3 separate regions of the Homo sapiens genome follow, and regions 1 and 2 are each linked to region 3. The links are chromatin loops, found by intact Hi-C in ENCODE. Cell type or tissue: heart right ventricle. All regions are shown on one strand.

Region 1 (8,000 bases), 190 kb before region 3:
CGAGCCGTAAAATTCTTGTTTTATCTTGTTAATAAAAAATCCAAATATTTAAATCAAATTTCAAAATTATTGCTGTCAAACAGCTCTATAAACTTTTTAAAAAGTCAGATCTTATGTTTTTAGATAGTTATATTGTCATGTTTTAATTCGAGCATTTATGATGTGTAGACACAGGCTATATTTGTGATATTTTATCATCGACATAGTTTTGAATGAACACTTAGGCACTGTGCTTAGCTGGGACTGTAAATTTAGGAATGAGCCCCACGGTCCAAGACTCACACAAGCTCGGTCATTCACAACCAACATTCAGTGAAAAATAAGAAGATAATCTTCATCATGCCAATTCATTCCAATTATGAATTCCAAAGTGCTGGTTTATACTATTTGAGATTCAGCTGCACATGTGTAGGTTCCTCTTTCAAACAGAAAGCTCTGACTCATTGAAATGAAGTCAAAGGATATTCATAGTAAGTGCTTAATAAGTGGCCACCATTGTAGGGACTATAAAAGATACATAAGATAAGTCTCTGCTCCTAAGGAGCAGACTCCCTCATTAAAGAGAAGCCACAAAAACAAAGAATTAATGAATCATAAAAATAGTGCATAGTCTAATATACTCCAGACTACATATATGATCTACATGTGGAGAAGGGAAGGATGAACACAAACTGATGTAATTTGTGGAGAATGAGTAGAATGTGGATGATCCAAAGGAAGGGCGGAAATGTTCCAAGTAATGGATACAGCATGTGCTAAGAAACATACTCCTCCTACTCGATGGAGACGTGCAAGGCGCATGTGGTGTGTGGGGAGCTGGATTACAGAGGTCCTGAACACTATATAAGGTTGCATCCTTGAACACTGCCATAGTGATTGATGAAAGACATGATATGAGGTAATGAATGTGACGGCATCTCGAAGACCAGCAAGGAGGCCAGGGCTCTGATTCAGGTGGGCATGAAAGGACTCCTCCAGGAGGGCACAGAAGGGAAAATATGATTTGTTTCCATACACGGATGCGTTGTGGGGGGCCATGGATTGGTGTAGCGTGATGGTGACACATCCAAGAGAAATGCCATTTAAAGCGTAGAGGACTGTGAACGTGCCGACAGAGATAGTTGAATAACAAGCTCATATTAGACCTGTTGCATTTCATTTGATATCACAGCCTTGAAGGTTAGAATTTGCCCCACGAGAAATAAGCTCATTTTCCCTCAGAGACAGACGCAAAGAGAGTCTGGGTAAGGCTACAAAGTTTGAGATGAAAATAAGAGAAGTTGAGGTGGCTTATGTCATAATGTTGCTTTTTTTTTCAGTGAAGTAGAAATAAAGGGCTTCTACTGAGAATGAGTACATAAGATTACGGGTTGAAGTTTAGGGAATGCAGAAAAGGCAAGCAAGGAATCCACTAGTACAGGGATTCAAAAACACATAAATAAGATTGGTGTGTAAGCAGAGATGAAAGAGTGTGAATTTGTAGCTGAGTGTGGTATCATGGTTTTGAGAATTTCCCCCAGCATCTTGATAATAACCAAGGACACAGAACTAAGAGTGCAGACAGTAGGAAAAAGTGGTGTAGGATTTTAAGGTAATATCTATATATTATTGACATGGTTGTTCATTTCAAGAAGTCCAAGCTAGGTATGAAAGCAAATCAAAACAGAGTTGCTAGGACGTGGGCTGGGAAGAAGGGAAGCACCAGAGGGCACAACAGAACAAGGAGAAGAGTAGAGGGGACAAGGAAGGAAAATGTTGTGTACCAAAATAATCACTATAAATTCCTGTGTTCGGGGCCGGGCGCAGTGGCTCACGCCTTTAATCCCAGCACTTTGGGAGGCCGAGGCGGGCAGATCATGAGGTCAGGAGATTGAGACCATCCTGGCTAACACGGTGAAACCCCGTATCTATTAAAAATACAAAAAATTAGCCAGGCGTGGTGGCGGGAGCCTGTAGTCCCAGCTACTCGGGAGGCTGAGGCAGGAGAATGGCGTGAACCTGGGAGGTGGAGCTTGCAGTGAGCCAAGATCACGCCACTGCACTCCAGCCTGGGCGACAGGGCAAGACTCCTTCTCAAAAAAAAAAAAAAAAAAAAAAGAATAAATTCCTGTGTTCAAGCTTCATAAGTACAGAAGCCCTGGGTGATTCTGTTACCACAGGTATGGCTGTGCCGAGAGTCACTGAAGTTGGTAGATGACTAAGAAGATGAGAAATTGTGATGCCAGTGAGTTACATGGTCATCACTGTGTGTACTGAAGCCATAAAAAATAGTGACAGAGCCCAGGTTATAGAGAAAGGTGGAGGCTTTAGTGCCACCATAATTGAGGAAGTTGGAGCAGCATCTTGGAAGCTGAGGTGAGGGAGAGAGTGGTTTAGGGAGCTGTCATGGATTCCAGAAGACGATTGTTGACTGGGTAACAATTGTTACAGGGGATCAGTTGCCTTTTGTATAGGACACTTCATGTGCCTCTCTTCATATCCTCTCGAGCCACTGCTTACTGCAGGAATTGCTGCAGCAACCAGCTTCAAATAAGTGTAAGCAGACAGCATCTCAGCTCAACTACACCACTCAGCTCTTGTCTTCTGTTCCAGAGCTTTTCTGTTGATGCACTGATGTGGCACTCACTTATGGGTGATCTAAAAACCAGGAGTTAAGACTGATTGGAACAACACTTGACCAACACTTAGCTGGTGGATAAGCACTCCCCTCTTCCATCCCTTAGGCAAACAATGGAGATGGTTTCTTTAAGGTTCCTCAGAGCATCCTAGATGGATTGCACTTCAGCTGTCCATCACAGTGATCAGTTTGATAACACATCTTTGTATTGGCTTTCCCTCCTACCTGAGTCACTATTCCAATTCCCCACCCTGTGCTCTGGATTGCTTCCTAAAATATCCTATCAGAATGCAAGCCCTTGTTGCAGACCTGCTATCTTGGAGAAACCCAAAACCCATTATCTGTAAATGAAGCCATTGAGCGAGTAATAAGGAAGGTTTCATGGTCAAGTAAAAGCTAACTTTCAGTTAAGTAGAGGAGAAAGGAGCCCTGAAAGAGAGGAGGTTTTTACAGAACACAAGTGTCAGATGAATCCTCCTGGAATGGGTGGAAGGTCAGAGCAAGAGCAGGGCTGACACAGACGAAAGCGTAAGAGGAAAAAGAGAAAGGTGAAATATGAATTGTGTATATTAAATAGGCCCCTCTGCATCAGAAAATAAATGTACTAATAACCATGATGGGCACGTTTTAGACAGTTGTATTTATTGCTGTAGCTTTGTATTTGCCTTCATTTGTTCCACCCCAGGCAGGACATCAGACAGTCTCGCCTTGCTGCGTATCTCCCTTTCTTGCCAACATGCTGATGTCATCCTGTATCTAGACCTTAACATCACTTAGAGTCACATTCGTGTCTTTTGTCTTTTTCTTGGTGTCTAATTTACTATAGTTTTACTGAACTTGCTTTTTCCAAATGGGATACATGGTCAATTCATCTAAGAAAAAGTACCAAGAAACAAAACATAAGTATCCACAATAATACCATGTAGTATCCACTGGGGAAACTTTTTAAATATACATTTATATATAATTATACAATTTTTAAAAATACTGTGTATTTTTTAAACACATGCAATCCTGACAGAATAATACATTCCCCTGGGAAAATTTTTTTGAATATCACCACCAAATTTTAACCATATATCTTGAACTTTCAAATTTTGAACCAAGAAATCAAGTTATTTTGAGTCCTATTTATTCTGAGCTGAAGATCGTCACTTTTAGACATTTTGGTTTAAAATTTTAGGTCATCAGAGGCATTGGTAATGAGTTATAAGCAAAAAACTGTCTGTTACTACTTCCTGAATCTGCTGAGTCACAAGCCATATATATACACTGGTCCTGTGAAACCTATATCAGCCTGCAGGCCTGGAAGAGGGCCCCACATGTTCAATATTCAACCGAACCTTGAATTGTCATTGCTTAGAAATAATTCACAAAGGAGACACATTTGGTTTGGAATAATAGAAAACTGACATCAAGAGTCATTAGCTCTCTATCTCCTGCCAGTCTTTAACACAACTGTTTAGGTTTTTTTCTCCTGTACTGCTCACCCTAGCCTTAAGCCATTTATGTTTAGTGTTCCATTATTGGAACGCTAAGCTTGTAGGAGTTATTTATATCCTACTCTTCAAGGTCACAGCCAAGGTCTGATTTTTCACACAAATTTTCACAACTTGCAGCATAAATTGGTTAAACGTCTTCCTAGATGAGACTTTATGAAGTTATTCCACACGGTAATGTTACTGATAAAACCGATTTACATTTGTAGGTCTCGTGCCTATAGGAATACCAGGTCTGGTCTTTCTAATGGAAAGCAAGGTTTTGATTTCTCATTTCCATCACCCCCTCCTCTTACCTGCCCACATTTATGTACACAGAATCATCTCACTTTCATAGTCATGGCTTAATTAGTACACACAGCTTTTAGACGTCATCTCCTTTACTTGGGTTCTATCAATTATTTCTGCTATTCATTTTTTTTTAATTCCTCCTCCTTTATCTCTTACCTCTCATTGATGAGGTTTTAGCAGATATTTTTTTCTTAAAGATAATTCATCACTCCATCATCACAGCTAGTGGTGTCAGTTTAAGTCATGAATTTCAAAGCGCAAGTCAACAAAATGTAATCCTAACCATCCAACAGGCTCTAATTCTCAGAAACAGTTTTGTTTGGGGTCCTCCATCCATTCTTGAATAGCTAAGCTCTCCAAAAGCTACTTGGTCATAACAATGCTAATTATCAAGATTAAAATGTATTTATTAAGCATGTATGCCTAAGCCATATATAGAACAAGTTACTTTACTGCTCTGTCACTAGGAGGTAGAAATCTAAGATTGTCCATGAATAGCTAGTTGGAGGGAAACAGTAATTTACTAACATTTATTTATGTGAAATGTGTAATGTAGTAGACTTGGGCTGTTTTCCATGGCCAACATATTGACTTTTTTGTTAGGAGGGTGGAATCACCCCTACTCCATAGTCAATTCATGGGATGTGTTCCAATTCATTGGAACCATCCATTCCCCACACCTCCCAAACCACACAAACATATGCTCACACACACTTACATACATACTCACTCATCTGGGGGCTGGAGGAGGAGGAGTTTGACTCTGGCCTGGCCATTCAGAGCATTCTACCCACTGGCCGTGGAAATTGTCTTTGGGATTGGGGTGTGATACAATTTAGTCCAATGGGAACTCAGTAGTAGGAGTGTTGTCTTTCCAATGAAGTCCTGAGAAGATGTTATAAAAACATAGAACCACTGGTGGCTGTCTTGCCACCTCTTGGAGTCTGCCTAAAAGAAGCAACATAGAGGAAAACAAATCCAGAAGATGGACAGAGAAATCAAGACCTGATGACATCCTCCAAAAGCTAGCAGATGGTTATATTTTATTGAAGCCAGTTCTACCCCCATACTTTCCAGTTATATGAGTCAATATATGTCCGTTTTTGTTTAAACCAGTTTGATTTGGATACCTGTCACTTTCAAGTGAAAAAGTCCTTACTAATGTATGTAGCTGGCCAAATAATAAGTTTTACCAGCGTTTTGTATCAAATCTTTAGCATTTGAGGGCTTCTTAATGTGAAAACTATATATCAGTCACTTCGGATTACCTGTGGTGCTTACAAAATGCATATTCTTATGCTATAACCCTTATATCTCATCAGAATCTGTAAAGGTGAGGCTCAGGGCCCTCACATTTGACAAGCTACTTCTGGTGATTTTATGCATACTACAACTTGAAAACCACTGCAGACGTCATGACTATAGCAACTCAGATCGAGTAGTTTTTTTTTAAACAAAGTGACCTGTAAGTTCAAACAAGAATTCTTTTCAAATAATTGATCATCAGATTTTTAAATGTCAGCATTGAGGTAGATAGAAAACAAACTAAACACTCAAGGGCGTATGTGAAGGAACTGTAGTGGGACTTACATATTTAAATAACTGCAGAAATTCCTGACTACATTTTACCTGTAATCTAAGTGGCCGTTAGGAGAAACAGACTTCTACTAGATACAAGGCTCAGGAACGCTGGCAGATAAGGTAGGAGGGAAAAATTAAGTTTACCTTTAAAAGATACCAGAATCAAGGGAGACCGCAGAGGAGACAAACGACCATGCTGTGCCTTTGTTCTTTCCAATGTTGAATAAACTACACCTCTCCAATGTGGCATGAATTTCCCACACGTGAATAATTAATCTCCCAAAGAGCATCAGTACAAGAAAATATCCTTCCTTTTTGAGGACCCCATGGATCCTTCCGCTTCTCTGGATGTTTTCTGTTACATTTCAATACAGATGTGTTTAATTAGCTCAGTTTTGGGATCAGACATTTTGAAACTCAAGGAATTCACTTTCAAACCAGTGTCGGAGGAAATGGAATATGTGGAGCAAAATCAACATGACTCTTGTCAGCGAGTCAATAGATAAATATATTGTGATATATACTGAGCAAAAAACAAGAGAAACAACTATACTGATGAATCTAAAAAAAGCAGGCTAAGTAAAATAATCCAAACACAATAGAGTACATAAAGTATGAGTCCTATATGAAATTCTGGGAAGGTCAAAATTACAGTGAGAGAAAGCAGGTCACTGGTTACTTGGATCTGGGAGTCAGGAGAAGGCATCCACCATAAAGAGGCACAAGGGAACATTTTAAAGGAATGGGATTGTTCCATCTCTTGATTGGGGAGGTGGTTTCATGACTACATATAATTATGAAAATGTATTAAATTATATACCTCGAGTGAGTGAATTGTATTATATGTGTAAATCACACTTCATGAAAAGTATTAATAAAAAGTGAAATTTAGATGGAGTAAGAAAAGACTTTTTTTTTTTTGGAGACAGAGTCTCACTCTGTCACCCAGGCTGGAGTGCAGTAGTGCCATCTCGGCTCGCTGCAACCTCCACCACCCTGGTTCAAGCGATTCTCGCGGCTCACTGCAGCCTCCGCCACCTGGGTTCAAGCAATTCTCCCACCTCAGCCTCCAGAGTTGCTGGGATTACAGGAGCCTGCCACCATGCCTGGCAAATTTTTGTAGTTTTTAGTAGAGACGGGGTTTCATCAGGCTGATCTTAAACTCCTGACCTCGTGATTTACCCGCCTTGGCCTCCCACCGTACCTGGCCAGAGAACAGAGTAGGACACAAGGAACAGTCTGCAGAGGCATGGGCTGTAGTTTGGGGAAATGGTCTAGGGCCTGGAGATTTGGGCAGGTCCCAGCAAAGGAAACACCTTGGCAACTTAATGGAGAAGAAGGGGAAACTCTTCTCCTGGGGTGGCAGCTTCTTCACTTTGCTTTGTCTTATGTTGCTTGTTGGCTTCAGTGCCACACTGATCAGAGCTAGAGGAAGCCCAAAGCTCTACCTGAAGGTGATTAAGATCTTTGGAATTTGCTTACTGATAGGAACGTAGTAACATAGGAGGTATGGACCAGGAAGGGTTGAAGTAGACGACGATAACATGCAGACTGGCATCCCGGTGTGGGCATGTGTGGTGTTCAGCTAAGGGATGTACTGGGAAGGAAGAGAATACTTTCCAGTCTAAAGGACATTCGTCTAGAGACCAATGGCCTCTTTTGCAGGCTAGTCTCCTTGGAATTATTCTAATGATGTTAACAGATTATTTGATCTAGAAGCAAGTTACAAGCTACTAAATGATGTTAGAAGCAAGTTCCAAGCCGCGAAAGAATGCTAGTAAACATTGATTGAGTTACAAAGTATATCTCTGGGAAAAAAAAAAAAAACTTAGTAAAAGATACAGAAAATTGCTTCTGAAAAATTGAGGGCATTTAACAAGCAAGCTTGATTACAGCAGCTTTACCCCAGACCTCTCCAATGAGAATGGAAGCTATTTTTTTTAGATACTTTCCCATAAATATCCTGTCTGCATGCAGAGAACGAGGACAGTTGAATTCTGTCCATTTCATGA
Region 2 (8,000 bases), 720 kb before region 3:
GATAGAAATAAAATAACAACAACAACAAATATCAATCACCTAACTCCTGCGCTGCCTTCGTGCATGTCATGGACTGCAGCCTCTAGGCTCACAGACTTGTGGTCACCACTAGAGGCTGTTACTCCATATGTGTTTTTACTTCTCATTGGATGATTTTACACGTTTTTCAAAAGCCCAAAAGTAAGCAAAATTGTAGGGGTAGTGTGGGCCAGAACTAACTAGCCTCAAAATGAAAACATCAGAATAGGAAATTAAGGCACAACAGCTAGAATTTCAATAAGGAAGAGTTGTTGTTTTTCCTAATTAAAAAAGTCAATGTCCTTGGTTTCTCAGATTTCTAACTAGTTGCAAGTTAGTTGAACAGTTTCCATGTATGCATCTGAATTGTGCCCCAAGAGCCTCAAGGGTATCCGAACCAAATATACATATTTATTCAGGAAAATTAATTGTTCACACTGAAGAAATAGGTTGTAAATTGGATGAAAATACACAGCAATGCTTGAATATGTGGGAGAAATTTAAATACATGCACTGACCTTTGAGGAACACAGATACAGAATGGTAGACAATATTTGAAATGCTGCTTTATAAAAACAGCAGTTTCATTTCCAGGATCTTAGACACAATGAAACAAGATAAAGACAACAGATTTGGGGAGACTTTTCAGGAAGGAACTTTTTGTGGTTTAGTGTTTCCGCTATCTAGCACACTGATGTGTACATGCCACAGTCATTGAAATAAGCAGTTAATATGTCCAAAATATTAACGTCAAAAGGTTTAAAGGTGTGTTGAAATATACCACACTTGCCCCTTGATCCCCTTAATTAGCTATTATAAATTTTTAAAAATCCATGTATCTATTGAAGCCCTTCTTGAAGCACATGTCTATGTTTAATTTGTCTTACTTAGAGATAACATTTGCATGCATCTACTGGTCAGCGGAGGACTTGCTGGCATGACGGTAAACTTACATGCACGAGAAAGGAGTCACCTCTCGAAATCACCCATTCTTCATGCTTTCTTTCCACCACTCCCCTTCTATGACTAAGATGACTCAACTTCAGGCATACTGACATTTGTGTAACTGCAAAGAAATGAGTCAAAGGATATTTGGTTCTTAGAAATGTGCCTGACTCCTCTTTTATGGCTGGCTGGATCGGCTGCAGAATTACTGTTCTAGGGCACCAGCAGTTTCTCACAGACACAGTGGCCCTTTATTAGGACAACCTGTGATGTCTGCGAGGCCTCAAGGGACACTGCTCTGTATAAAATCAAGAAGGTAGAACAGCACTTGTTCTGTGTACACTGTTAATATAAATGGATGATGATGATGAAGATGATCATGGCACTGGTAAATATAACATCATACTCATTAGCCATTATAACACTATGTACATCGAAAGGGACAGGACATAGGGGGGCAGATAGGATTTAGCATGTTTGGTTTAATTATATACATTTGTCTGTCTCCACCCTTGGGTAAAGAAATCTAATTTATGTAGTCCCAGGGCCTAAGCCATTGCCTAGAACTTGGAAGCCTATGGGCTCTGTATTAGCCAATATCTGATCATCATTTAACATGAATGGTTAAAAAAAATCAAGTATTCTCTGTGACATAAATCCAGAATTCTATTATATTCAACATATTTAGGCAGGAAATTATCCAAATGTGTTAAAAATTAATGTATTATCTGAAAGAGAAATATCAAAGATAGGACTTCATAAAATTATGAACTCTTAACTTGGGTTTTATGTACAGGATGATCCCAGAACACTTGCAAAATAGAAAACCAAAATGACAGCAACATGATTTTATTTTTAAAAGACATTTACAAAAATTTTATTAAAATATCCCAAATATTCAATTTAAGGCTAGCTAAGCTCATCAAACCTAAAACTTTTTAGCCAATCTTATTTGACCAGGTTTTGCCCTTTGATCTATTCTCTTTCTCTCTAAATTTTCCACCTGATCCACTTAATGATGGCTGATGGGTTATGACTGATGGATTTCACACTGGACAAATGTTTTGTAGATGTGTTTGATGTGTTTGATGAGTAGAAACAATGTGTTTCTGTTCACATTGGACGCATAACTTTTGCAGAAGTCTGAGAGACTAAGATCACTGAATTAAACATCTCCAATCTGCAGGTGAGTCTATTCCCTCCCAATATTTTTGACCTTGAAAACATTTCTGCTGCTGCTATGTGTATAGGTTCCCATCTCCCAACCACACCCCCCTCAAAATTACTGAACTCTTTGGCCCTATAGCTCTGTATTGACAATTTTCCTCCCAGTGCAAGTCTAGCTTGGTGCATCATCTACTGAAGAATATTTTAAAGTCTTCTGCTAGAAGAGTGAATGATCCGTTCATTCAATTTTTATTTATTTAAACAAAATTTATTCAACTCGTACTATATTCTTGATACTTGTTTATATTTCTGTTAAAAACTCATATATAAGCTAACACAAAGCTTTATGTAGCATTTTTTAAAAACAGTGTTCAAAAGAAAGAATCAACTTCCTGCAGTGTGAATTTTAATGGGTGAATAACAAAGACAGAACAAATGAGGAGTGACTTGACAATACTTTCTCAGTCTATGCCATTTGTCATTCTATTTCATTGTTAACTATGGATTTTTTTTTTTTTGAGATGGGGTCTTGCTGTCACCCAGGCTGGGGTGCAGTGGTGTGATCTCGGCTCACTGCAACCTCCACTTCCTGGGTTCAAGTGATCCTCCCACCTCAGCCTCCCAAGCAGCTGGACCTACAGGTGTGCACCACCATGCCTGACTAATGTTTGTATTTTTTGTAGAGATGGGGTCTCACCATATTGCCCAGGCTGGTCTCAAATTCCTAGGCTCAAGTAATCTGCCTGCCTTGGCCTCCCAAAGTGCTGGGATTACAGGTGTGAGCCACCACACCTGGCCAACTACAGAAATTTGATTACTGTGTTTGTTTGTTTATTTATTTATTTATTTAGAGACGGAGTTTTGCTCTTGCTGCCCAGGCTGGAGTAAAATGGCACAATCTTGGCTCACTGCAACCTCCGCCTCCTGGGTTCAAGCGGTTCTGCTGCCTCAGCCTCCTGAGTCACTGGGATTACAGGCGCCTGCCACCACGCCCAGCTAATTTTTGTTATTTTTAGTAAAGACGGGGTTTCACCTTGTTAGCCAGGCTGGTCTCGAACTCCTGACCTCAGGTGATCCGCCCACCTCGGCCTCCTAAAGTGTTGGGATTACAGGCGTGAGCCACCATGCCCGGCCTAGTATGTTTTATTAAACTGTTCTGAAACAATCATTTATATTCATTTTGAAAATAATTTTTAAAAAGATGTCTACAGTGACCGAAACTTTCATGGCTCACATTGGTTATGCTGTTTTACAGAAAAGGCTGTTTTCAGGCTTTTGACCTAGAGTTAGGGCTTAACTCCAAAGTCTGAAAGATGAGCTATTGCCTAAAACAATTATCACACTACTTATGACTTCTGTTTCATAATACTTAGTGTGCTACATATAAATGAAGTCCAAGAGTACAAGGCCCTATCTTGGCTGCTGCTTGCTAAGAAAAGCAATATAAGTCTGCCCTGAGAAACAAAGTAGTTGCCTCCAAATGTATGGAGAACATTCCAGCAGCCCATTTCAAAGTTACCTGGTCACGTGCTAGCCACTTGACATATGTCATTATGCCATTTCTCATTACCACAACTTTCTGAGACTGTTTCTGGAGATGAGGTTAAATAATTCAGGGTCAGAAAGGCAGGATTTGGACTCAGTCTCTGTAAGTTCAAAGACTGCGTTTGCTTTATGATGCTGTGTGGTTTCCCTATACCATCTTGTTTCCCAGGCTAAATGTACATGGGACTATAATTTCAAGTCGTTATTTATCATTGCCTTGAATAACAGCAGCTTTAAAAATATAATTGATAATAATATGAGCCTACTGACAAGCTACTCAGAAAAACATACCATTTCTATAACCTCATGGTCCACGATTTTTGGGTTGTGTTTATTTGTTCCTGCCTCATTTTATCACAGCAATTTTCTGACATTTGCAAGTTTCTTAAAATGTAGTTAATACTAACCATACATCCTCACAACTTGATGACATTGAACAAATAAACATTAAAAATCCCTTTGCATTTGAACGTATGGTAAAAGCAAAGATTTCTATATTTACATATGTAATATAGACAAGTAAAATCAATGACATGGAATACCTATGTAATAAAGTAATTGCTTTAGAAATGTGTGTGATAATTGCATATCAGCTGAATAATTCATTACTAAAATTATTGGTAATGAATGTTCATTTAGTACGATTATCTCATGTGTGGGAATATGCTGATGTACAGTGATTTACAGTAAACTTTAAGGATGAACATTTTATTTTTAGACAACTGCTTGTTCATTAAATATGAAAAAGTGATGACAAAACAGGTTTCAGTGATGCATTCAATTTGCAACGATAGAGTTTCAATCATAAATGGCTTTTGGGTTATATTAACTATAGCCTATAAATCATATATAAATATATGCGTGCATGTGATATCACACAGAGCTGTCCAGCAGAGGGCTCCTTTGAAACAGAACATGAGAAATGAGGCCACTGTTCAAAGTGGAGTCAACATGGTACTTTTAATAAATTATATTGAGGTTTAGCAAAGATTTATTCCAAACCAGCCAATGGTTTTACAAACCATTTTCCTAGAGATTGTAATTTCATGTATTTACAAGTGAATGAGATTTTCATAATACTTGTCCTATGAAAATATAAAGTGATTAAGGCCAGATATTCTTATGAAATGCAAGCAAAACCAACTAATAAGTCCTCACAAGCTGTGTAAATAGATGTGCATTTAATTACACTTACATAGCAACACAAACCAAATGCACAGGAACATTTTACTAAAGGGAAACCAATTTTTTCCCAAAGGAATATATTGTTAAGCAATGACTGTACAAACTCGCTCCTTTTATTAGAAACTACAGTTGACAATGAAAGATTGCTCCCTTCTGCCCAGTGGAGGGGTGGTGAGAGCTCTGTGGAATTTTTTCCTTTATAAATGATTTAGATGTACCTATACAAGAAAAGTACTTTTCTCTTTATATACTGATTCTCATTTCTATTAATGTTTTTAAGAAATAACTATGTATTCTCAAACATAAAATGATATGACACATTATATGCCATATTATATATGAGTAATACTAAAAATGCTATAGTTGATCAGACTAATACCTTTCACATGGACTTCTGAGTGACATCATTTTTGAAAAATGGGAAGGCTAGGCTGTGTAACAATTCAGAAAATCATATTTTTTTAATAGAGTAAGTAATAGGTGGGGTTAGGAGAGGGGACCCACAGAGATTATCATGTTCTTAATTTGGGAGTTCTCAACAGCTTCTAAAATATAAAAAAAGAATCATCAAAATTGACTCTTCATTCAGGTCAACCTTACAGTTCACATTCAATTTTAATAAATGGATACATCATTTCACTTGATGAGAAAAGGTGAACTCTAGATCCCTAAAGAAGATATTGACATTTATAAAACAAAGGCGAGAGATAACAAATATTTAAAATAGCAATCTAAAATCCTTCATAATCACTAAGATGGATTTTGTTCTATGTCATGCAGCCATAAAGTCAACACTCTAGAATCAGGATACATGAATCACATTGTTCTAGAATCGACAGCAATTCCAATATTCAAATAGCATGAAATAAAACAAAGAATGTTTAATGGCCTTTAAGTGAACAAAAGCAATATATAAATTTTTTATGTTTAAGTAATTCTTATAATAAACAACTTATATGAATACATGTAGACCTTTTGCCAAATCAGAGCTACCTCCTGGTATTCAGTGACACTAAAGACCAGGAAAAGTTAATACATGTATTTAACTAGTGAGATGTTAACATGAGAGGCTGGAAAAGCCAGATGTGGTAGAACTTGTATAGTAACAAATCAAAAATCATGTTGATGTGAGTACTTATTATCTCAAACATGGAAAAGTAATCAACCAACACGGTATCATCTCAGAAAATAGCACCACTCTAATGGAACCCAGAAAAACAATCACATTATATAATTTTGCATTTCCCACGTGCATTTTAAATGCCATTATTTTTCCTCTTTTGATCTTTCCTTTGTATTTGTAAAAGGAGCTTTCATCTTCGGATATGTATGTGAGGATATGCACTGGAGTCTGCATGCTTCCATGTTTATGATGCCAACAGCCAGACAGACTTTGGCAAATGACACTGACTGTACCAAGACAGTTGCATCTGACTGCTTAAACCCCTCAGCTTCTCTGGGCAGTTCAGGAGCCCCTGCTGTGATGTTTTGTTTGCACACGTGCACAGATAAAGGCCACCACTCCTCTCATTAAACAAGAAGACATGCGGGAAAATTAATAATTTAATTTGCAGGGAGAAGATAGATGTGGAAATCAAATGTGCATCTACAACCTTCCCTGGGCACTCACGTTAGTGTCTGAGGAGATCTGATGCCAGTTCTGTTGCCTGGCTTATGTCTCTAGAATAATATCAAAGTGTCAGCAAAATCAGTGCTTTCAAACTGCTGGGTGAGGAACAGTTGTCTTGTCACAGTGCAGACACCCCGGGAGTGGGAGTGTAGTTGGGAGAGGGGAGAAGGAAAAATCCTATTAGAACTCGAGCCATAACATGTACTCTGCTAGGCCACCCATGCTCTAAGAATCTGATCAAATCCTAGACGAGGACCACATGATAAATGACCCAAAGACCCAAGGAGAGCCAGTGTGATCGTTAACAAGTCAAAGACAACTATAACCTACCAGTTTATTCTCTACTCCTAGGAAAATATTTTACTCTTTGCTTTCCTAGAGAAAAATGAAGGAAAGAAGAACTGAAGGGAAGGCGGAGGAAAAGAAGAATGGGGGAGGGGAAGGGGAAGAAATAGAGGCAGGAAACTGGGTCTGCTCTTTGTCCTATACCACTGGATTTTGACCCTGGGTTGATCTAAGTGCTTGCAAGAGCAACAACAAGCACCTTTTATTTTACAATCCTCATCAAGCCTCGTTTTCCTGAGGTTTTTAAAATACCAAGCCAGATTACGCTTTGATTTTCTAGACCAACAGCTCCATAAATGACACTAACAACACCCCCTTGTATCTAAATGATGAAGGGGTCACATCCCTATTGAGCTGACCAGATGAGCCATTTATCTGCAGAGAATCCTGAGCTTCACTCTGCCCTCAGACTCTTGATTTAGTCCCCAAGGGCATCTGCAATAGGGAAGAAATTTTAGCTTTGCAATTTTCTACATAGAAACATGGAAAACAGAAACAATTTAGAACAAATTCTTTGAAGCAGTGGAGAGCCAGGCAGCACATATCATCATAACATCCAACTTTCAAAATGTACCTTTTTAGTTCTGTTTCTTAAAGCTCATTCTTTTGAACTTCCTCATTGCTCATCCTCATAGGCAGAGATCCAAATACATCCATAAATATGGTGCTTCTGGGAAACTTCACAACTTACCCTAAAATCAGTATACTGTTCTTCTCATATAAGGATGACATTACTCACTCATGGTCAAAAGGAAGTACCTTGTAAATTGCTTTTTCATTAATGGTGACACCTCAGTACATGCTGTGCTCTGTTTTAATCAACAGCATCAACTGTAAGATAGATGGCTAAGAAGATGATGTTGGGTATGGTTGCAGAATTGAATAAAACTAATTTGCGTGTAGAAAACTAGGTCGTTGGGCTTGGTCTCTACAGTACAAGTCCCTAAACAGTTGATCTAAACTTCCTGAAGATCCAAGAGATAGCATAGGGTTAAACACCACCACCATCCTGGATTTAAGTGACAATATGTGGGTTTTGACTCAACCCGTAACCAGCTACATTCGCCTGGGAAGGACATGAGCTTGCTGGAACCTGGAAACATTATTATGTATTTTACATATGCTGGTTCTTTTGACTAATACCAAAGTGTGACATCTTTTAACA
Region 3 (8,000 bases):
AAGCTATATGGTTTGTCACTGATTTTCCTCTTCTCCAGTTTGTCTTCCTGTTTTTGGTAAAATCCTAGGAACATGCCAAGCTATTTCCTAGATCTGAGGTTTTTTTCCCCCTAAAATGCATTATTTTGCAATGCATCTATCTCTATTCCAGTTATTTAAATTCTATCCAGTAAGGTTCAGTTCAAATATCATTTATTCCATGAGGACTTTCTAAGAAGACTAGCACTTATTTTTCATACCACATAAATTTGCTATCTTTGCTATTATTTCATGTTTTTTCGTTTTGCTTTTCTAAGTAGATTATAAATTACTTAAGGAAAAGGATAACCTCCCTTTATTTGGTTCTCCACAGCACACCATAGTATCCTAATGAATTCTTATTGTCTCATCCTCACAGTCACTAAAATGAGATAACATCATTCCTTATTCCTTTTAAGTAAAAGTAAAATAATTAGACCATTAATTCCTGATATATGTATTAGATGGACATATGTAATTTTCAAAATATATGTGATAAAATAAGAGAATTCAGGTGAAAAATGTCTTTGTGCTTAAACACACAGAAAGTGATGCAAACTTCATAAATTGTTAGTTGAATTTGACGCCAATTAGTACAGTTTGCAAGGTAGAAAAATTTGTAATCATTTTTTCCTCAAGCAAATATGAATCTGCCTTCGACCATATAGCTCTCCAGAGAAGCCTCCCCAGTAGGGAATTTGAAATTAGAGTGATTGCCTGTCACTAGGTCTCCCAGGGTGTAGACTTCGAATTCAAACGTGAGTCTGTTCTTTACCAAAATGCCTTAGGGACTATTCAGGTCCTTTCCTCATAGACAGCTAAATGTCTTTAGTCATATTTGCCATGACATCCAATGTGACAATTCAAATACTGTATAAACTACCAATGTGTGTACCACAATACAAGCAGAAGGTAAGAAAAGGTTGCTCATATATTATGAAATGACTTAGTTTCAATGGAAATGTAAGTGAATATATCTGTTCCATGCTGTGAAAAAAACTGAGGGGCATTTGGTAATTCTGCCTAAAGAAGAAGGTAGAAAAATTAAAATGTGTGGAAAATAAGACGTCAAAGAGAAAGCTGAATTTCCATTACAGGCAGCAAAAGACACTGCAGAGAATCCAATGGAAGTTATCTGCCACTGAAAAAAAGTAAAAGGAAAAGGAAAGTGTCTAAGAAGTTTCATAAAATATATATTTATGTTTTTATGGTCTGAAATGAACCAAAAGCAGTGTAGTATTTAGAAATTATACACTTTTTATGGTACTTTAAAAAAAATACAGGCATACTTGGTTTTATTATGCCTTACAGATACTACAATGTTTACAAATGGAAGGTTTGTGACAACCCTGTGTCAAGCAAGGCTATTGGCACAATTTTTCCATAGCATGTGCTCATTTTGTATCTCTGCGTTACATTTTAGTAATTTGGTCAATATTTCAAATTTTTCATTATTATTTTATCTGTTATGATGATCTGTGACCAGTGATCTTTGATGTTACTATTGTAATTGTTTTGAGGCACCACAAACCACACCCATATAAGACTGTGAACTTAATCCGTAAGTGCTGTGTATGTTCTCATTGCTCCACCCACCAGCAGTTCTCTCTGTTCCTCAGACCTTCCTATTCCTTGAGACACAACAATATTGAAATGCGGCCAAGTAATAATCCTACAATGGCCTCTAAGTACTCAAGTGAAAGAAAGAGTCACTCTAAATGAAAAGCTAGAAATAGCTAAGCTTTGTGAGCAATTCAGGTAAAAAGCTGAGATAGTCTGAAAACGAGGCCTCTTGTGCCAGTTAGCCAAGTTGTGAATGCAAAAGAAAAGTTCTTGAAGGAGATTAAAAGTGCTACTCCAGTGAGCACATAAATGAAAAGAAAGTAAAACAGCCTTATTGCTGATAGGGAAAAAGTTTTAGTGGTCTAGATAGAAGATCAAACCAGCCACAACATTCCCTCAAGCCAAACCTAATTCAGAGGAAGGCCCTAACTCATTTTAATTCTATGAAGGCTAAGAGAGGTGAGGAAGCTGCAGAAGAAATGTTGGACACTAACAGAGGTTGGTTCATGAGGTTTAAGGAAAGACACCATCTCCATAACATAAAAGTGCAAGGTGAAGCAGCAAGTGCTGATGGAGAAGCTGCAGCAAGTTCTCCAGAAGATCTAGCTAAGATCATTGATAAAGGTGGCCACACGAAATAACAGATTTTTCAGTGTAGACAAAACAGCCCTCTATTGGAAAAAAAAAAATGCCATCTAGGACTTTCATGGCTAGAGAGGAGAAGTCAATGCCTAGCTTCAAAGCTTCAAAGGAACGGCTGACCCTCTTGTGAGAGGCTAAAGCTGTTGATGACGTTGAGTTGAAGCCAGTGCTCATTTCCTATCCTGAAAATCCTAGGGCCCTTAAGAATTATGCTAACTCTACTCTGCCTGTGCTCTATCAGTGGAACAACAAAGCCTGGATGACAGTTTATCTGTTTACAGCACAGTTTACTATATATTTTAAGCCCATTGTGGGGACCTATGGCTCAGAATAAAAGATTCCTTTCAAAATATTACTGCTCGTTGACAATGCACTGGGTCACCCAAGAGCTCTGATGGAGATGTACAAGGAGATTACTACTGTTTTCATGCCTATTAACACAACATTCATTCTGTGGCCCATGGATCAAGGTGTAATCTTGACTTTCAAGTTGTCTTATTTAAGAAATACATTTTGTACGGCTATAGCTGCCATAGATAGTGATTCCTCTGATGGATCTGGACAAAGTCCATTGAAAACCTTCTGAAAAGGCTTCACCATTCTAGATGCCATTAACAACATTTGAAATTCATAGGAGGAGATCAAAATATCAACATTAACAGGAGTTTGGAAGAAGTTGATTCCAACCCTTATGGATGACTGAGGGGTTCAACACTTCAGTGGAGGAAGTAATAGCAGATGTGGTGGAAATAGCAAGAGAACTAGAATTGGAGGTAGAGCCTGAAGATGTGACAGAGTTGCTGCAATCGCAAGATAAAACTTGAACAAATGATGTGTTCCTTCTGAAGAATAAGCAAAGATAGTAGTTTCTTGAGATGGAATTTACTGCTGTTGAGAATGCTGTGAACACTGTTGAAATGACAGCAAAGGATTTAGAATATTACATAAGCTTAGTTGATAAAGCAGCGGCAGGGTTTGAGAGGATTAACTCCAATTTTGAAAGAAGTTCTACTGTGGGTAAAATGCTATCAAACGGCATTGTATGGTACAGAGAAATCCTTTGTGAAAGAGCCAATTAATGTGGCAAACTTCATTGCCTTATTTTAAGAAATTGCCGCAGCCACCCCAACTTTCAGCAACCACCACCCAGATTAGTCGGTAGCCATCAACACTGAGGCAAGACCTTCACCAGCAAAAAGATTATGACTTGCTGAAGGCTCAGATGATCTTTAGGATCTTTTTGCAATAAAATTTTTTTAAATTAAGTACATTTTTAGACATAATGCTATTGCACACTTAACAGCCTACAGTATAGTGTAAACGCAACTTTTATATGCACTGCGAAACCAAAAGATTCACGTGACTTGCTTTATTATGATATTTGCCTTATTATGGTGGTATGGACCTGAACTTGCAATATCTCTTAGGTATGCCTGTATTATATTTACCCATGAGTTTGTTCTTTTAGCCTGTGAAATTAAGTCTTAAAATTCTGATTTTGTCCAATTGCTTATAGGCAAAGTCAATTACTAATTGAAGTAATCTTTGATTTTTTTCACCAAAGAGAAAATACTGAAGTTGGAATGGACCTGAGAGACACTGAGTCCACCCCCCTCACTTTACAGATGAAGAAAATGAGGCCTGAGAGGATAAGAATAATTGCCCGAGGGGAATCTGGCCTCCTTCTCCAGGGCTTTATCACATGGCTTCTCAATCTTCCTTTGCTAACACTGGTCTTTAGTGAAGCTTAAAAATAAGATCAAAGAAAGCTCAAAGGGGGATCTATAGAATAAAATAACATAAACTGGGGCACTGAGATGAGGTCCATCCATTCCCTTCAAGGGAAATTAACATATAGAGATCTGAGCCTCTTTGGCCTTTGTCTTTTCCTGAGGAAGCTTCAAGATCAGTTAACTCTGTATACCTATGAGAGTGGGACTGAATCATGGCGAAGCTATTAGTGACAACCAAGCTTCTTTATTAAAAATCCATTTTGGTGTATGTGTGTGTGTATGCATTTAAAAGCATTAATTCATTTTATAAAAAGGTCCGTGTGAATCTATTTATGTTTCAAGGCCAAACATGAAGTGTAGGGTTCAATGAACAATTTCAGAGCAGTCAAGCCGCCAGAGAAGTGCCTGTGAGCACAGTGACAACCACAGTTGAAAGAAATGTATAGGATCCACTTTCTGATTTTCTTTGGTTACCAGAAGCACAACAGAGTATAGGAGGCCACCTGGTGGTGACATGAACCAATTAATCATTTAATGTTACACTGAAAAGCAAGCAAAACAGAGTTTGGGTTGTTACAAAAGGAAAATTAGAACCTGGGGCAAGAGGATCATAATCAACAGATATTACTGCAATATAGCAGATAGAAAATTGAATTGGGAAACCATTCAAGTCTGTACAATAATGGATATTCCTAAAGCGTTGCCATAATAGTTATTATTTATACCAGGGATTAGCGAACATTTTCTGTAAGGAGGCAGATAGTAAATAGTTTAGGCATGCTGGCCACATGGTCACTGTTCATGCTACTCAACTCTACCATTGCGTAAAAGCAGATATAGATATTTCATAAATGAATGTGCCTGGCAGTGTTCCAACAAAACTTTCTTTTAAAAATGAGTGGTAGGCTGCATGTGACCTGCAGGTCATAGTTGTCAGCCCCGATTCTGTTTTATCTTTTGAGCACATACTATTTACCAAGGACCAGGTGAAGCCCCTATATACATTACTTCATAGAATCCTAACAACAATCTTTCAAGGTAGGTGTTATTATCCCTACTTCCTACGTTTAACAACGGAAGCCTAAAATGTTTCAATGATCTGGAGGAAAAGGCACTAAGCCTCATTCATTAGAAACGCTTTGTGTAGCGCCATGGCTGTTTTTTTTCGTCTGTGATTGCGCACCCTTGTTCTCAACCTCCCTCCCATTTATCTTGCAGAGGCTGCTTTCGGTTTCCCTCAGTAGTGACTCTGCTCCTGTTTCTCCACCTCATGTTCCCTTGAAATGTTGTGTGTCTCTTAACATCTTTTTCTCCATCACTTCTTTTATGTTTAAAAACTTTATGTCAGTTTTCATAACAACAGATGTAAGCAAGCATGAAAAAGAGACAAAAGCAATGTATTAAAAATAGATAGCCACATATACAACAATAAGCCAAGGAAACTGTCATATTGTGTATGCTCCAAATGGAATGTGAGCCAAAAACACAATGCTCACTCCGACATAAATAATATATTACGCATCCACTGGGAGAAGAAGTAGCTCTGTCCCTAAATGGAAGAGGTTTTTTTTTTTTTTTGGGTCCATTTTTTATGTCATGTTCTTTTTCTTTTTAAATTTTTTTAAAGGCATATACTGTAAGTCATACCATCTCAGAAAAGCTACAGTCGTCTTCCAAACCATCCATGAACTATTTTATTAACTGTTAATAAGAGATAGTTGAAAAACCTGATGGAGAAATCCATGGAGCTTGTTAAAGCCTCTCAGATATATGGATTTACCAGCAGTCTTTCAATATTAGCATATTTTCTGCTACAAAAGAGGATGGAAGTGGTTTCAGTTAGATGGAGTGTAGACAAAACTGAAATAAATGACTTAAAAAAATTTTTTTCACCAACCAGTTTTGAGCACCAAAAAATTTTCTAACTTGAAACTGCAAAAGCTTGAGAAATGTGACTATACAGAAAACAGAAGAGCTAGTTACAGAGCATGGATTCTGGCTGATTTGACAATTAATACCACCAACAGAGAGGATTTACACTAGAAATAAGAAGACTTTCAGGAAAGGGAGAGTTAAACATTTTAATGGAAGGCTGTGGAATTCCCTCTGGAAAGATCTTTAATGGAGGACAAATTCTCTCCTATATGGAATGGATAAAAACAATCCTTGAAAGAGAAGGAATGAAATGAAGGTCTTTTCAAGGTACTTGCAGTCCTGGAACACCACTGAAATTCTCACTTTCCATGGAACTAAATAACTGTACAAAATCTCTTAGAGATCAACTTTGGAATATTCAGGAGAAGAATCATTAAGTAGGTGATTCAAATCAGAAAGTATTTACTGAGTGCCAAATATTACCTAGCACTGGGGAGATGTCCACCCCACCAGGGTATAGTTCTGAGCAGCAGTGTGGACAGCAGACGGGGAACACAATTATTCACTTCAGATTAAAAAAAAAAATCGTTGTGCTCCAATGCTCCAATCAGCTTTCTGGAACTATTTCCTGAACTTGGTGAGCTCAAAACTCCCACAAGAGCTGGCTGTCACATGAGATTTCTGGCATTACTCATGGTATCCCTGGATCTTTTTGTAAACAGAAAAGGCTTCTGACAGTGTTTCCATACTTTATTTCTTTTTCTAACCCAAACTTGGACGGATGGAGCCTAGTGAAACTATCATCAAAACTTGGATTATAAGATGCTAGCCAAATTTGAATTCTTTTGCGGTATTTCCAAGTTACAGAAAATATTTCAATTAGCTTAACCCTAGAGACTCATTTATACTTAAGTTAACATGAGGATTTTGGCTCCTGGTTTATAAGACATTACTTCACAGAATGGGTCTTTAGTACCACCAGGCAGATGAGAGTGAGGAAGAGGAGGGAAAAATCATACAGACAGGAATGTTTATCATGCATATTTTCAAACTGCAGCATGTCAGCTGAGGAAAGCTAAGGAGGAAGGACAAAGTTCAGTGGGAAAACAGTAAACCCAAAAGGATGTCAAGGTGGACACAAAGAGGGCCAAGAAGTGAAGTGATTACAAATCTGTCAGATGCTAATTTGAAATGATGCATCTTGTAACATTTTCTTAATTGTTTAAAATCATTAAAGTTCACAATTAATCACTAAGTAAAAAAAAATGACTAATGGCCATATATGATTATTTCTTAAAATTATGAATAGTATAATACTTTTTAAAAATGAAAATGTGGGAGAAAGTTTCAAAAGTGTTTCAGCCCTCTCCTGGTATTAGAGCAGTGACATTTAATTTTTAAATTTCCATATTCTGAATTAGCTAGCTACGGCTTTGGGAAGATAAGTCACTCTTTTACTCTCTCTCTTTCTCTCTCTTGCTCATTCTCTCTCTCTCTCTTTCTCTCACATGTGCACATGTCTCTCCCTCTCATCATAAACTTGGACTAAAGAGCCAGCCCAAGTCTAAGTCCCTTCTTGTTTTCCTCACTCCCTTACTGACGACATTTTCGGAAGCACACACTCATCTGAAGTCGTATCTAATTTTCTGCAATGAATATGTCAATAAACTCTCCTGCCAACTATGGTACAAGTACAAATTGTGCTTCTATACCTACCATTTCTAATTACTGTTGATATTCACCTACATCTATTGTCTGATTTTTAGGTTTCACATTTGCACAGCACATGTTACCTTCACATGTATAAATAATCATACCCGTATGTATCTAAATATTCAAGAATACACCAGAGAATACTATGGTTTGAGAGGCTGGAGACTAGCCATAGAATTATGGTGATTAGTTGTGGATTTCTGTACCATTTATGTCTCAGACATGGGTGTCTTTGTCCTTCCCTTCCTCTCTGCCTTATTCTTTCCCTACTACTTTCTCTTTCTCCCTGATATCAACCTGGCCAAGCCTGAGTACTCTTGGTATTAGGAACTGTCTTTACTGCACTTTGGTTTTGCCAGGAGAGAAATTTTTGTTTTATATATAAAAGAACATAAAGTTTTACATTCAATTATCACAGCATAAAAATAGACTGTTTTGTTGAAAAAGTAATGAATT

What was found. Peaks named below come from ENCODE experiments on the same cell type or tissue, not always from the same donor. Only the 100,000 strongest peaks of a DNase experiment are listed, where the experiment ranks them.
Region 1: a loop joins it to region 3, with 2.1 times the contacts of the local background. A loop is called at or near these places in 4 of 110 quality-filtered maps.
Region 2: a loop joins it to region 3, with 4 times the contacts of the local background. A loop is called at or near these places in 12 of 110 quality-filtered maps.

What each region holds. Positions count from the first base shown.
Region 1 is chr14:32,901,112-32,909,111 of GRCh38, reverse strand. No RefSeq gene overlaps it. Among named protein-coding and RNA genes, the nearest start is that of NPAS3, 34 kb to the left of the region's middle. In heart right ventricle, no CTCF peak of the experiment used is centred here; no DNase peak of the experiment used is centred here.
Region 2 is chr14:33,429,173-33,437,172 of GRCh38, reverse strand. The region is part of intron 4 of NPAS3 (neuronal PAS domain protein 3); the gene reads right to left. Among named protein-coding and RNA genes, the nearest start is that of SNORA89, 280 kb to the left of the region's middle. In heart right ventricle, a CTCF peak has its summit at 4,553 (motif pointing right); no DNase peak of the experiment used is centred here.
Region 3 is chr14:32,707,732-32,715,731 of GRCh38, reverse strand. All of the region lies in intron 9 of AKAP6 (A-kinase anchoring protein 6), which reads right to left. Among named protein-coding and RNA genes, the nearest start is that of NPAS3, 230 kb to the left of the region's middle. In heart right ventricle, a CTCF peak has its summit at 4,464; a DNase peak (open chromatin) is centred at 6,451; H3K27ac peaks cover 2,983 bases.